Regions from separate parts of the Mus musculus genome. Here region 1 is linked to region 2. A link is a loop called in an ENCODE intact Hi-C map of the cell type or tissue named here. Cell type or tissue: gastrocnemius. All regions are shown on one strand. Links, peaks and the distances in the headings refer to the core of each region. The heading gives the core; the rest is flanking DNA. Region 1 has its middle 28 kb from the start of Dhrs7. Region 2 has its middle 16 kb from the start of Pcnx4.

Region 1 (7,029 bases), core at 1,511-4,010, 170 kb before region 2:
TAAAAAGGGTTGTTTGAGAACATGCAAGCTGAATAAGAACTGAACCTAAGAGGATCCAAGAAATCTAGCCTCGTTCAGAGGAGAAGGCACTGGGTCTGAGGACAAGGTAGGAGCTTTGGAAGCATGGTGGTGGTGTGCTGGGGAAAGGCTGATGTTCTTGTTTCTGGCTTGAACACCTAGACGAATGATGGTGGTGGTAGTTAAGGAGGAAGGTGTAGAAGGAGAGACTCGTAGGCTTGTTACTTAGAAATGATGCCGCTCAGTTGTCTAGCATCCACAACATCACAGGAGCCTGAATGACAGGGAAGAAAACAATGTTCTGCTGTATGCCAGTTAAGGAAAGTAGATGTTCCCCAGGCGTGGTGCACACGCCTTTAATCCCAGCACTCAGGAGGCAGAGGCAGGCGGATTTCTGAGTTCAAGGCCAGCCTGGTCAACAAAGTGAGTTCCAGGACAGCCAGGGCTACACAGAGAAACCCTGTCTCGAAAAAAACAAAAACAAAAACAAAAACAAAAAAAAAGGAAAGTAGACATTCTAGTTCATTTAAATTTCCCCACATCATATGAATCTGACACTTTTGTTTCTACCTCTTACCTCTACCTAGGTAAGAAGGCTATACTAAAGACACTAAAGCCCATGTTCTTCCCAAGATCAAGGGGTGCAGAGTCTGGTTTGAGAACATTGAACTCAGAAAAGAAGGCTAACTCTATTAACTTTGTCTTAGAAAACTATCTAGTGGGCTGGCGAGATGGCTCAGCAGGTAAGAGCACTGACTGCTCTTCCTAAAGGTCCTGAGTTCAAATCCCAGCAACCACATGGTGGCTCACAACCATTGGTAATGAGATCTGACTCCCTCCTCTGGTGCATCTGAAGCCAGCTACAGTGTACTTACATATAATCAATCAATCAATCAATCAATCAATCAATCAATCAATCTTTGGGCCAGAGCGAGCAGAGTTGACCAGAGTGAGCCGGGCAGAGGTCTTAAAAATTCAATTCCCAACAACCACATGAAGGCTCACAAACATCTGTACAGCTACAGTGTACTCACATACATTAAATAAATAAATAAATCTTAAAAAAAAAGAAAAGAAAGAAAACTATCTAGTATGTCTACTGATACTATCAGATCATGGAGGTTATAGGCGTAACCAACTACTCTCTGGTTGGATGTGAGGCTTGCTTCACAGGAAGGAATTCACACTTGTTACTCTAAATTTGCTCAAAAGTCAATAGTTCAGGAGACCATAGGTCCTGGGGCAAAACTACTACTGCCATTTTTCCTTTTTTCCTAAATGGACACATCATCAAACTGTCTTCTAAATATTTATGTTTCTATTCTTAGGTTAGTGCTGCTCTCGGCCTTAGGCAGCAAGGCATCTTTCTGCAGAGGGCAGCAGACAGCGTGAGACACTCAGAGCTCATCAGCCTGCTTAGGATAAGTGACTACTGAGTGATCAGCTCCGAGTGGGACATTTCTGTCAACCCCCACGAGGCTCCTCGAGCATTGAAGAAATGGGGGCAAAAAGCATGTAAGAGCCAGGGGAGGGGACGGGTGCTGTGAGGTGCCGCCTGCTGGACATGCATCCATCAGCAGCTGTCCTGTCACCTCGATGCAGATTTAGTTGTCTGCACAAGAGCAAACCAGCAAGTTCAGCCAGTATTCCAGGGGCATATGGTGGGGTGTTTGGGAGGAATGGGAGTGGAATTGGAGGAGGGTACGATCAAGATACATTGTATACATATATAAAACAGCTAAAGAATAATGAAAGATTTTAAAACGGCATCTAGGTGTTTATGGCACAGTAATTTATAGTCCAGAATTTAATTTTTTTTTTTTTTTTGGAGAGGTACACAGTAGTTTCTTTTACTACTGTTTATTTTTCTTGCATTGAAATGTCAATCTTTTACTCGGACTTTAGTCATCTGTGACACTGTTACCACGCCGGGTGTAACATGTGGCCAGCTGACTCCCATCCAAACTGTAGTTTAATCTGCCTTCATGGAAACATAACGTTGGCACTGTGGGAGAGGCGGGCAGGGCAGTAGTGCCAACAGCTGAAATTCTGTCTCCAGAAGCTAAACGGTTATCCTGTGCGCTGAATGAGCGGACACACGGTCAACACAACAGCTGCTGATGTCACAAGGAGAGGTTTACTGCGCTTATTTTTAGGGTTGCCAAAGTGGAAAAACAGCCCCACTTAACCGGACATTTCTCCCATCGCTCTCTTTCTCTTTTCTAGGTCTCATCTGCCTTTCTGTCTCTCTCCTTCATTAACACATTTGAATTCACCTTTCAAAGTTGTAGTCCTGGAAACCAGGAAGCCAAAGAGTCTCTTAAAGAAAAACAACAACAACAACAACAACAACAACAACAACAACAACAATTTATTTTGAGCAGTCGAACAGCAGAGGAGAACACCCAGACAGCTCGGATTGGCCAGTTTCTATGTATGCGCCGTTGAAATTAAGAAACATTTTCAAAAATTCTATTCGTCACCTTGGACCCACTTATTTAACAGTAAATATAAGCCAACCAGTAGAGGGCAGTGCTGACTTGTTCCTTAAAACCCTCAACAGTAAGGGCAATTTTAGTAGTGAAAAAAAAATTTTTTTTTAATGTAAAGTTGAGCAATCAAATAGATGAGAAGATTTCAAGGGCAATGAGTCACAGCAACACATGGTTGATGCAAACAGGTTGTCACAATTTTCCTGGGACATAAATTAAATACTTGTTTCACAACCTGCCTTTTTCATGTTTGCTTCTTCCGCATGTGGCACTGTGGCCATCAGAAAATCCTTCCGTGCTCTCGGAACCTCACCTTTCTCATTAGAAAATGATGTATTTGGCACAGATGAGAGTTAGCTTCCCTTTGAGGGAACACTAGTCTACGAAAGAGAATGCTAAATAAAATAATTTTGTAGACAGACCTCCTGGAGAAGTTTAAGGGGACCGTACCCCATCCTCACTGATCATTCTCATTGCCGAGTTAGCTACTCCAAATCCTTGGCAGCGCTTTCTAGAAAACACCTGGGGCCAGAGTGTGAGTCATGCAAGGAAATACACCGACCCTGGCCTTCCCTTCCCTTTATCAACTAAGAAGTTACTACCCCTAGTAGCAGCGTAAGGTATTCTTGATATATACCACTGCTTCGGATGCCTTGCGCCGTTTGCTTTCTAGTGTGTTAACATCGCTTGGGCTCCTGGCTCTAGCTTCTTCCCCACGCCAGGAGCATCATGGCTTTTGCTGTCACACAGAACTGTTTCTGTAAGGACCCAGGCAGTCAAGGTAGCCGGCGCTTTGCACGTGTGGATTTCACAACTGTGGAGTCCATCAGCTGTGGATGGAAAATATTCCTTTTAAAAATCGTGTTCATATTGGGCATGCCTTTTGGTTCCCACTACCCATCATGGCGTTAGTCCCTAAACAATGCAGCATCACACCTATTTACATAGCATTGACATTGTATGCGTTGCATGTATGAGACTCTGGGTTGGATCTTCAGCCATACACTGGACACTGTGGTACACAGTTGTAATTTACAATTTGGGAAGTGGAGGTAAGAAGACCATAAATTCAAAGCCAGCCTGGATTACAGATGTATTTTTGAGGTCAGCCCAGGACATATCTCAACACCGAAAGACAAAAGTAAAAAAGAACCTTGAAGAACTGAGAGAGAAGCCATTCATCATGTGCAAAGGACCTTTAATAAATTAATTAGCAGAGTCCTCCTTAGTCAGTGGGACCAGGAAGGTAGAGGCTTACTTTGGAAAGAGGCTCATTTTCTTTTTTTTTTCTTTTTTTTTTTTTAAAGATTCATTTATTTATTATATGTAAGTACACTGTAGCTGTCTTCAGACAATCCAGAAGAGGGAGTCAGATCTTGTTACAGATGGTTGTGAGCCACCATGTGGTTGCTGGGATTTGAACTCCGAACCTTTGGAAGAGCAGTCGGGTGCTCTTACCCACTGAGCCATCTCACCAGCCCGAGGCTCATTTTCTATGCTTTCAATCACCCACAGTCAACTAAGATTGAAAATATTAAACAGATGTTGGACAGTGGTGGCACACATCTTTAATCCCAGCACTTGGGAGGCAGAGGCAGGTAGATCTCTGTGAGTTCGTGGTCAGCCTGGTCTTCAGAGTGAGCTCCAATACAGCAGAGATACACAACAAACCCTGCCTCAAAAAAAAAAAATAAATAAAAAAGAAAGAAAGAAAGAAAAAAAGGAAGGAAGGAAGGAAGGAGGATAGAAAATTTTAAAGGAAAGCATCACAAATAAGCAATTCATAGATTGATTTTTATTTTATTTTTTAACCTTTTTGGGTGGTGGGAATAAAATCTAGGGCTTTGTGCAAGCTAAGTAATTTCTCTATGGCTGAGCCACATCCACAATCTGGCACCACTGCATACATTTCAAATTGCATGTCACTGTGAATAGTATGATAAAATTCATGCTGTCCAGCTCCACCTAGCCTGGAGTATAGACTGTCTCTTCTAGTGTCTTCATGGTGTATATGCTACCATACATTCTGCACTCAGTCTGGGTTATGAGATCAACTGTCACAGTACTGAAGTACTTACGTTCAATCCCCCATATTACTGGGTGTGTTTGCTACATGCATATATTCTCAGTATTAGGAAGCCTGAGGCAGAGGATTTCAAATTTATGACTGGGTCAGGCTACATAGCAAGACCCCATCTCAACAAAAGAAAACAAAACCTAGGACTAGGAGCAAAGCTCAGTGCTCAGAGATAGAACACTTGCTCCTGGTTTGATCCCCAACATCACCACGAGCAACCCATTGATCAAGCAAGCAAATAAGTAAAAAAATTGTTTTACTTAATAATGATGACAAAGTGCAAGATGACAAAGTGGCACCGGAAACTAGGGTACAAAGGGCAGCCGTGATGTGTTTCCTTTAAGTGATAAAGTGGAGGTTTATCGTGTTTATTCTATAGAGTTCAGTACCATCCACAGCGTTCACAGTGGGTCTGAGAGTAGCTCTCCTACACACAACTGTAGACGACTCTGTTTTAAATGTTGAAAACAGACTTCACTGAGGCATAGCGCTCACTTTAAAGAGAATAAGAGAGTTGACTCTGGAGCCCACTGCTAGTGCCCCAGTAACACAGAATCAGATTATCCCAAATACTGTGTTTCAATGTGGCAACAGTTTCACAAGTTTTTATGGTAACAAGGAATGTTACAAGTTACAAATCAGGGTTTCCCACCCTCTTCTCTCCATATTGGTAGAAACATCAGATAGGTTACAGCAAAGCAGGCACATCTCTGTTCTGGGTCTCAGATGTTAGATGTTAAAGTTAAAAACCTGTTTATACATGTCAAAAAGGCTAGTCATAAGACCCTGTAGCCAGGAGGGTGTCAGGCTGAGCATTGAGGAGGGGAAATAAATGGTTAATATGGAGAGGAGGACAGCAATAGAGAATTTGGCTCTCAACTTTCCACAGTTACTGAAATTTTAGTTAGCCAATAGGCCTTATAGAATATTTAAATTCTGCCTTGTCACTGGGAACTTCACTCCTCAGCTGCTCCTACAGGCCAGTGCCACAGTTTGTGTACACAGATGACAAACATTGCCTTATATGCTACAGTGCTAGGAAGGCTAGGTCCTAGAATCTGACATAGATCAATAGGCAGGAAGAAGTTTTCAGGAGAGATAATAGTTGGTAAAGCCGTAAAGGAAGAAATCTCTGGGTCATTTGAAACATATTAGTCATCATGATATGAATTTTGTTTCCCCCCACTCTCCATCCGTCATAACATTTGCAGATGACACATAAAACTTAAAGTTAAAATAATTAGGGATGTAGGGGCTGGAGAGATGGCTCAGCAGGTAAGAGCACTGACTGCTCTTCTGAAGGTCCCAAGTTCAAATCTCACAACCATCCGTAATGAGATCTGATGCCCTCTTCTGGTATGTCCAAAGACAGCTACAGTGTACTTATGTATAATAATAAATAAATCTTGGAGCTAGAGCAAACAGAGGTCCTGAAAATTCAATTCCCAACAACCACATGAAGGCTCACAACCATCTATACAGCTACAGTATACTCACATACATAAAATAAATAAATAAATCTTTAAAAAAAGATTTAAAAAATAATAATAATTAGGGATGTATCATGGCCTAAAGAAGTGAAGGTGATAGATGATGGTAACACATTTTAATCAGCCAAAAGTAGCATATTTTTTAACTAAGTTGACTCTGTGTTTCCCCCTGGGCCTAGAGTTACTTGTCCTCCATGGAATAAAGCCTTTGACATTATTATCTTAAGTTAGTTTGGAAAGGTAAGTGGACAGCCACAATACAGAAGAAATTAAATAATGATATAGAATTTCATTACATTTTCTTTTAACAGAGTTGACTGTTGCCACATATCAAATGTTATTAGTGGTAGGGATAGAAATAGAAGGTCAGGCTTGTAAGAATTAGGATCCCCTAATTTTTGTAGGCACAACCAAGTCTTATTTCTCATTTTATAGTAAGAAAGGGACACGGAACACCAATAGAAGTCACTTGTAAATATTATCCATTAACTTTGTATTGGCAAAATATAGCTATTATTTTATTTTAAAAAAACGCTAGTGAACTGAAGCATGGGACACCTTAAACACTCATTTAACCAAGAAACACAAGCTCTCACGTTCTAATTGTCTATGAAAGTTACTATAGTTCAATTCTAATTGGGCTTTTAATTTTAGGAGGTGTTTTGCTGCTATAATTGTTCAGGAGTTAACTCAAAATTTTGGGTGGCTCTAATAAGAGTCAGGGGAATTAAAGTCATTTTAAAGGAGTCAGAAGTCTGAGTATACTGTAGGATTTTTTTTTTAATAGCTCTTCACTTGTTATATCTGAACACTTTTCATATCAGGAAAAGCATGGTGATCTAACTGGTTAGTCTTAGTAATATTATTTCCTTTCTCTTAGTAGGAAGACATTTATTTGTTTTAGGCTGTAGAAGTCTGGATTTTAAATGGACATGCCCCCAGACCCACTCCA
Region 2 (7,029 bases), core at 2,441-4,940:
TATATTTATAAGGCTAGAAAAATTTTAGCAACTTAAATAATGTGTGCTTTTGTGGTTGAGAAAATTACAGTATTTTTCTTGGTTGAACATAACACACACATTAAAATTATAACTATGGCCAGGTGTGTATTAACTCCTTTCATCCCAGCATTTGGGAGGCAGAGGCAGGTTGATGTCTGAGAGTCTGAGGCCAGTCTAGTCTACACAGCTAGTTCCAGACCATCCAGAGATACACTAAGACCCTGTCACACTCACACACAAAAGATGATCATACTGTCTTTGTAATATCATGGAAAACACAAACACATAACATAAAAGCTGAATGAAGTATTCTAGTTCTGAAAAAATATGCAAATGAGAAAACTTGGAGAAATTTAACTGACAATTTTGTTAGTGTCGTGATGATGTCTTGATGCTACTTTGAACACTCATTTTATGTCTGTTTTCTAAGCATCACGTTTTATTTTGATAGAGCAAGCTATTCTAATGTATAACAGTCTTTTTGCGTGTTGCTGTGGGAATGGAAAGTGGTATAGCTGCTGCGGAAAGTATGGTGGCTCTTTAAAAAATAAATTAGAACTACCATATGATCTAGTACCCAGCAGAAGTGAAAAGAAGGATTCAAGTGGATGCTTGTACACATATGTTCACATATGTTCATAGAAAGGTCACTTAAAATAGCACAAAGGTGAAGGAGTTGTTAAACCAAGTGTGGTGTATACACACAGTGGATTCTTAGTCATCTTTAAGTGGGTAGACAAGTGTGACACATACTGCAACATGAATAAGCCTAAAGGCATGTCTGTGAAATACTCCACTCACAGTTTATCATACTGGCATAATTATACGAATATGAGTTACTTATAGTAGTCAGAGCCATAAAGACAATAGCAAAACGACAGGTACCTTGGATAGAGGACAGGGAGGCTATTTAATGGGAAGAACAAGGTTTTGAAGTTTTCAAGATAAAATGACTTTAACGATGAATGATGATGATGATGGTGGCTGAAAATGAACTGCACATTAGTATAGTTTAAAATGATAAACTGCATGTCTTCCTCACCACAACCTACACCAACAAAGTGGCTAAGGTGGGACGAGAGGTGCAGCTTGGTTGGCCGAGTGCTTACTTTGCACTCAAGAGGACCTGGGTTCTATAAACCAGACACAGTAGCATACATTGACTTGTAATCCTAGTACTCAGGAAATAGAGGTGCCTGGAGCAGAGATTCAGGTCATCCTCTGCCTAAGGAGTTGGAGGTCAGCCTAGGCTACTTGAGATCCTATCTCAAAATACACATACATGCATCATTAAATAACACGTAAATTATATATAATGCATATAAAAATAAAAGAAGTGGGGCTGAAGAGATGGCTCAGCAGTTAAGAGCACTGACTGCTCTTCCAGAGGTCCTGCGTTCAATTCCTAACAACCACACGGTGGCTCACAACCATCTGTAATGGGATCTGATGCCCTCTTTTGGTGTGTCTGAAGACAGCTGCATTGTTCTCACATACATAGAATAAATAAATAAATCTAATAAACAAACAAACAAATAATTGCTCTATATATTTTATTGCAAAAGTTTCTAAGGGAAAATCCTCAAAGATATGGGTACAGGTGAAAAATTCCTGAATAGAACAGCAATGGCTTGTGCTGTAAGATCGAGAATTGATAAATGGGACCTCATAAAGTTGCAAAGCTTCTGCAAGGCAAAAGACACCGTCAATAAGACAAAAAGACCACCAACAGATTGAGAAAGGATCTTTACCTATCCTTAACCAGATATGGGACTAATATCCAATATATAAAAGAACTCAAGAAGGTGGACTCCAGAAAATCAATTAACCCCATTAAAAAATGGGGCTCAGAGCTGAACAAAGAATTCTCACCTGAGGAATACCGAATGGCTGAGAAGCACCTGAAAAAATGTTCAACATCCTTAATCATCAGGAAAATTCAAATCAAAACAACCCTGAGATTCCACCTCACACCAGTCAGAATGGCTAAGATCAAAAATTCAGGTAACAGCAGATGCTGGCGAGGATGTGGAGAAAGAGGAGCACTCCTCCATTGTTGGTGGGATTGCAAGCTTGTACAACCACTCTGGAAATCAGTCTGGCAGTTCCTCAGAAAATTGGACATAGTACTACCGGAGGATCCCGCAATACCTCTCCTGGGCATATATCCAGAAGATGTCCCAACCGGTAAGAAGGACACATGCTCCACTATGTTCATAGCAGCCTTATTTATAATAGCCAGAAGCTGGAAAGAACCCAGATGCCCCTCAACAGAGGAATGGATACAGAAAATGTGGTACATTTACACAATGGAGTACTACTCAGCTATTAAAAAGAATATATTTATGAAATTCCTAGGCAAATGGATGGACCTGGAGGGCATCATCCTGAGTGAGGTAACCCAATCACAAAGGAACTCACACAATATGTACTCACAGGTAAGTGGATATTAGCCCAGAAACTTAGGATACCCAAGATATAAGATACAATTTGCTAAACGCATGAAACTCAAGAAGAACGAAGACCAAAGTGTGGACACTTTGCCCCTTCTTAGAATTGGGAACAAAACACCCATGGAAGGAGTTACAGACACAAAGTTTGGAGCTGTAACGAAAGGATGGACCATCTAAAGACTGCCATATCCAGAGATCCATCCCATAATCAGCTTCCAAATGCTGACACCATTGCATACATTAGCAAGATTTTGGTGAAAGGACCCAGATGTAGCTGTCTCTTGTGAGACTATGCCGGGGCCTAGCAAACACAGAAGTGGATGCTCACAGTCAGCTAATGGATGGATCACAGGGCTCCCAATGAAGGAGCTAGAGAAAGTACCCAAGGAGCTAAAGGGATCTGCAACCCTATAGGTGGAACAACATTATGAACTAACCAGTACCCCGGATCTCTTGACTCTAGCTGCATATGTATCAAAAGATGGCCTAGTCGGCCATCACTGGAAAGAGAGGCCCATTGGACACGCAAACTTTATATGCCTCAGTACAGGGGAACGCCAGGGCCAAAAAGGGGGAGTGGGTGGGGGAGGGTATGGGGGACTTTTGGGATAGCATTGGAAATATAAATGAGGAAAATACCTAAAATAAATAAATAAATAAAAAGAAATGAAAGTGAAAAGAAAGAAAAACTTAAAATAAATAAAATAAAATGAAAAAATTTTATATGAAAAAAAAAGTTTTAGAAAGGACTAAGGGGATAGGATGTCTTTTTCTGTGTTAGAAATAAAAAGGCATCTATCTTACAAAATAAAAGCACAGTACAATTAAATATTGAATCCACAGAGCAGCTTGATAAAGAATCTTAAATGTCACCAAATTATCTTCTATTTAAAAGTGAAACTTGTGATTTTAAAAATCTGTATTCCTTGAGTCTTTTCTGCGCCTTTCTTTTCCTTGGCCCCTAGGTGGCAGCAGAGAGCAGAAGTGTCAGCAGGTAGTGGTAAAGAAGTGTGGCTGTGAGATTGCAGTGAGCTTTGTTTTGAGTGCTCACTCACAACTCTGTAGACATAAAGACACTTTCATGAACGGTGGGAAACTGGAGGTCCAGAGAAGTAAAGATTGTATAAATTCATAACAACAGGCCTGTCTATCCCAGGTCTTTGATTTACACTACAGTGTTGTTTAGACTCTATGCCATGTCACTCTTAAAAATATCACATAGAACATTCAGTTCTTGCTTTCCTTATCATAAAGTTATTTTATTAAACATAAAACTCTTGTATGGCTCTTGTGCCTATGGGTCTGTTTTGGGGATGTTATTTTTATATTCTCGTAAGTTTCTTTTCTCATCCTTTTAACCCTAAGAGGGGTTGTATTTTCTTTGCTCTTTAGAGTAACATATTTTATAAATTTATCTCACACTCTTCATAATCAATATTCTCTAAATCACTATAATTTACTCAGAATAAATTTATAAATTATTCAGAATAAAAGCGATACCACCCTTCTTACCTTAGACTGAGGTTCGGAATCACTTGTTGGTTGCAAATGACAGCAATTTTATTGCCCCAAAGGAACATACTGGTTGTCTTACTGGGAAGTCAGAGGATGTCTTGAGACATCATCTGGAGACTCAAATATTAGTCAATAATATCACCTTGTTTTCATTGCCTTACCCTTTGAAGGCTCTTCCGCTGGCAGGCAAGTGGCCGCCAGAGGCCTGTGTCACACCCTCCCACTTATCAATTGTCACGAAGAACATAAACTAAAGAAACCACTCCCTAAGTCCACATCCCAACTGTAGGCTGCGTGACTGGCAGTCCCAAAGATGACTCACAGAACAGGGGTAGACTTTCAAACAAAAAGTCTGAAGAATCAGTCTGGGGAAATCAGACACAACAGAAGAGTTTTGCTGTCTACTGAGCCAGGGTTTGCTTACGTTAATAATGAAATGGAGTCTTTATTCAGACTGATAGATCACTACTGCTCCTGTCCCAGCCACTGTAGCATTTATGCCACTTGGTGGACTGCACAGCTGTCTTCCTAACATTTAAATTCCGTTCCTTTATGAAACTTGCTACCAGCAGGACCGTAGTGGGAAGGCAGGCTCCATGCCGTTAGGGAAGTTGAGAGGTTCAGATGCTCTTCTTAAGCACTGTAAAGGGTTTGGTAGGGGGCCTAAGTTTGGCCATTTTCCCGGGGCTTTCAATGCAGACAGGTTAGAATGCATGGGGGCAGAGACAGGTCCAGTTCTGCCTGATGGCAGCCAGTGCTGTCAGGGCCAGGAGTGCTCGGCTCGCTCGTGCAGTAAGCAGTGTGCCTGGGACAGCGTGAAAGGCACTGGCAACCTAATTAATTAATGAACAACGTAATCTTGAGCTTGCCACTCGGCTCCTCAAGCTCTCAGTCTCAAAGCTCATTTTTCACTCTTTCTGCAGAGGAAGCTATCTAATATGTATATAAAGTGGGTTTTCTCTTTCAGCCCAAACCACTAATTGGTAAATAGCTAATTCTTAGTATAGTTATGTTTCCAAGTTGCTGGTGATGGGTAAATTAAGATTATGATTCATCTTTTTCATGTATTTAACAGCTTTAAATTATAGAATTTATTATCCCTTCAGATCCCTTTATAGTGATATTAAATTGATTAAAGCCATAAAGCATATTAATACATTTAAGGGATATTTAAAAATACATACAACTTTTTTCAACTAATGAAAACCATTTGTTATTAATACTTCCATGTTCTGTATGTACTGCATGGCATCTAGTTTCAAGTTTCTATAACTGTACCCTTGCAGCTTTGCCATTGATAGAGATTGCCATCTTTTTGAGTGGAAGAAGTTCACCATAACTATGATGATCATAAGGTTGTGAGAATTTACTATAATTATATAAGATAGTTTTTTTTATGTATCCACATAAATGCATATAGATATGTTTGTAAAATACTAGGTGTAGACTATGTTCTTTCAAAATTCTAATGGTGGCAGTTTAAATACTTTCTGTTGTTTCTAATGGCTCAATACCTAAAGTGCCCTTCCAAGGTAAATTAACTAGGGAAATGTGCCCGTTCTGACTTCGTTCGTGAATGACTGCATTCATTCTCTTTAGATGTAGCTCTCCACTTGCTGTTCCTCAGCACTCTCTATAGAATTCCGCTTGCTCTGCTTTTCGCCTATCTTTTAAGTTTGACATAGATGGTTGGAGCAAGTCCATTGCTCCAATTGTATGTCTCTCACAAAGCTCTGCCGTGCTTCAGTCTCCCATTGTGCCGGGCTTGCCTGAGTGCTCCGCGCAGGGCAGTTCACTCTGCTTTCTGTGTGCTCAACCCATTTGTGCCCATTCTTTCTGAAAACACTCGTTCATCTGGGATCCCAAATTGACTTCTCCCTATTCTGTGTCCTTAACTAGAAATGCACCATTAATGTTGATTGAGCTCTCACAAAGCCCTCCGTAAAGCGTGAAAGGCTATGTGAGACCAGGCACACTGTTCGCAAATACCTGTCTGAGGCAAATTGAGAGGAAGAAATGAGAAATAATTGGAAACTTTACACACACACACACACACACACACACACACACACACACACACACACACACTAGATTAGTCTTTTTTGGTTGCTCATAGAGACAGTTGTAAAACCTTTTGAAGGGAAGAGAGAGAGAACTCCAAGCTATATATACAGACCGAACAAAGAGTGAAGCTAAATCAGTAAAATTATCACAAAGAGTTTCAGAAAAAAACAAAACAAAAAAACAACCAACCCTCCTATTATGGTAAGGAAGCCGTAAGGCACACAGGCAGTGAATATGAGCTACAGTGTTTAAATGTTACCAACTTTATTTTTTAAAAATAAAGTATACAGCTGTTGCATTTATGATTTACACAATAGTAAGATCACTTTTTAAAAAACTACTGGTAAGAAATATTTTAATACATTTATAAATTAATTAGAATCATAAAATTACAAACTATAAAATGTACAATTATGAGTTTACATTTACACAACTGTAAAATCATACATTTTTAATACTTGTGAAAATGTAATTCATTTTAAAATGTCCCAAAATGTGTTATCCTGATGCACTTCTGACTCAGGACCCATAGAAATGGTCCCTGTCACAGCCTGACCAGAAAAGAAGGCATGGTCTAATGTTCTAGTGTCTTCTATTAAATCATTAATTAGATATATGTCATTACAAAAGCAAAATTCTAAGATAAAGTGCACACATTGAATCTGAAAGGCGCCTTTTGAATAAATAAGTTAAATTAAAATTAAAAGATTAGTGCTATATGGTATAATTGATATTTTTTAAAGATAAAAATATGTAGAAACAGACTGCTTTTAGTAAAATAACAATGTGTTCCTGGCTGATCTAGTTCTAAAAAGCAGCTGTGACCTTAAACAGTAATTTAGTATCGGTTTTCTGCACAAATATCTTAATAATGAAAAAGGATTAGAAAGATGAACAAGAAAACAGTTAAGAGCTCCAAGATTCTCTAGGTGTTTTGCAGAGACAACTTATTCTGATGAAGTAAATTGGCCTCTAA

The links. A loop is a pair of places that touch in the nucleus more often than their neighbours do. Peaks named below come from ENCODE experiments on the same cell type or tissue, not always from the same donor. Only the 100,000 strongest peaks of a DNase experiment are listed, where the experiment ranks them.
Region 1: a loop joins it to region 2, with 4 times the contacts of the local background. A loop is called at or near these places in 11 of 42 quality-filtered maps.

The regions. Positions count from the first base shown.
Region 1 is chr12:72,689,648-72,696,676 of GRCm38, reverse strand. No RefSeq gene overlaps it. Among named protein-coding and RNA genes, the nearest start is that of Dhrs7, 28 kb to the right of the region's middle. In gastrocnemius, for the core only: CTCF peaks have their summits at 1,566 (motif pointing left) and 2,544 (motif pointing right); DNase peaks (open chromatin) are centred at 1,541, 2,038 and 2,507; H3K4me3 peaks cover 1,103 bases; H3K27ac peaks cover 1,270 bases.
Region 2 is chr12:72,517,260-72,524,288 of GRCm38, reverse strand. It overlaps a transcript of Lrrc9 not described here. Among named protein-coding and RNA genes, the nearest start is that of Pcnx4, 16 kb to the left of the region's middle. In gastrocnemius, for the core only: a CTCF peak has its summit at 3,428 (motif pointing right); DNase peaks (open chromatin) are centred at 3,451 and 4,725.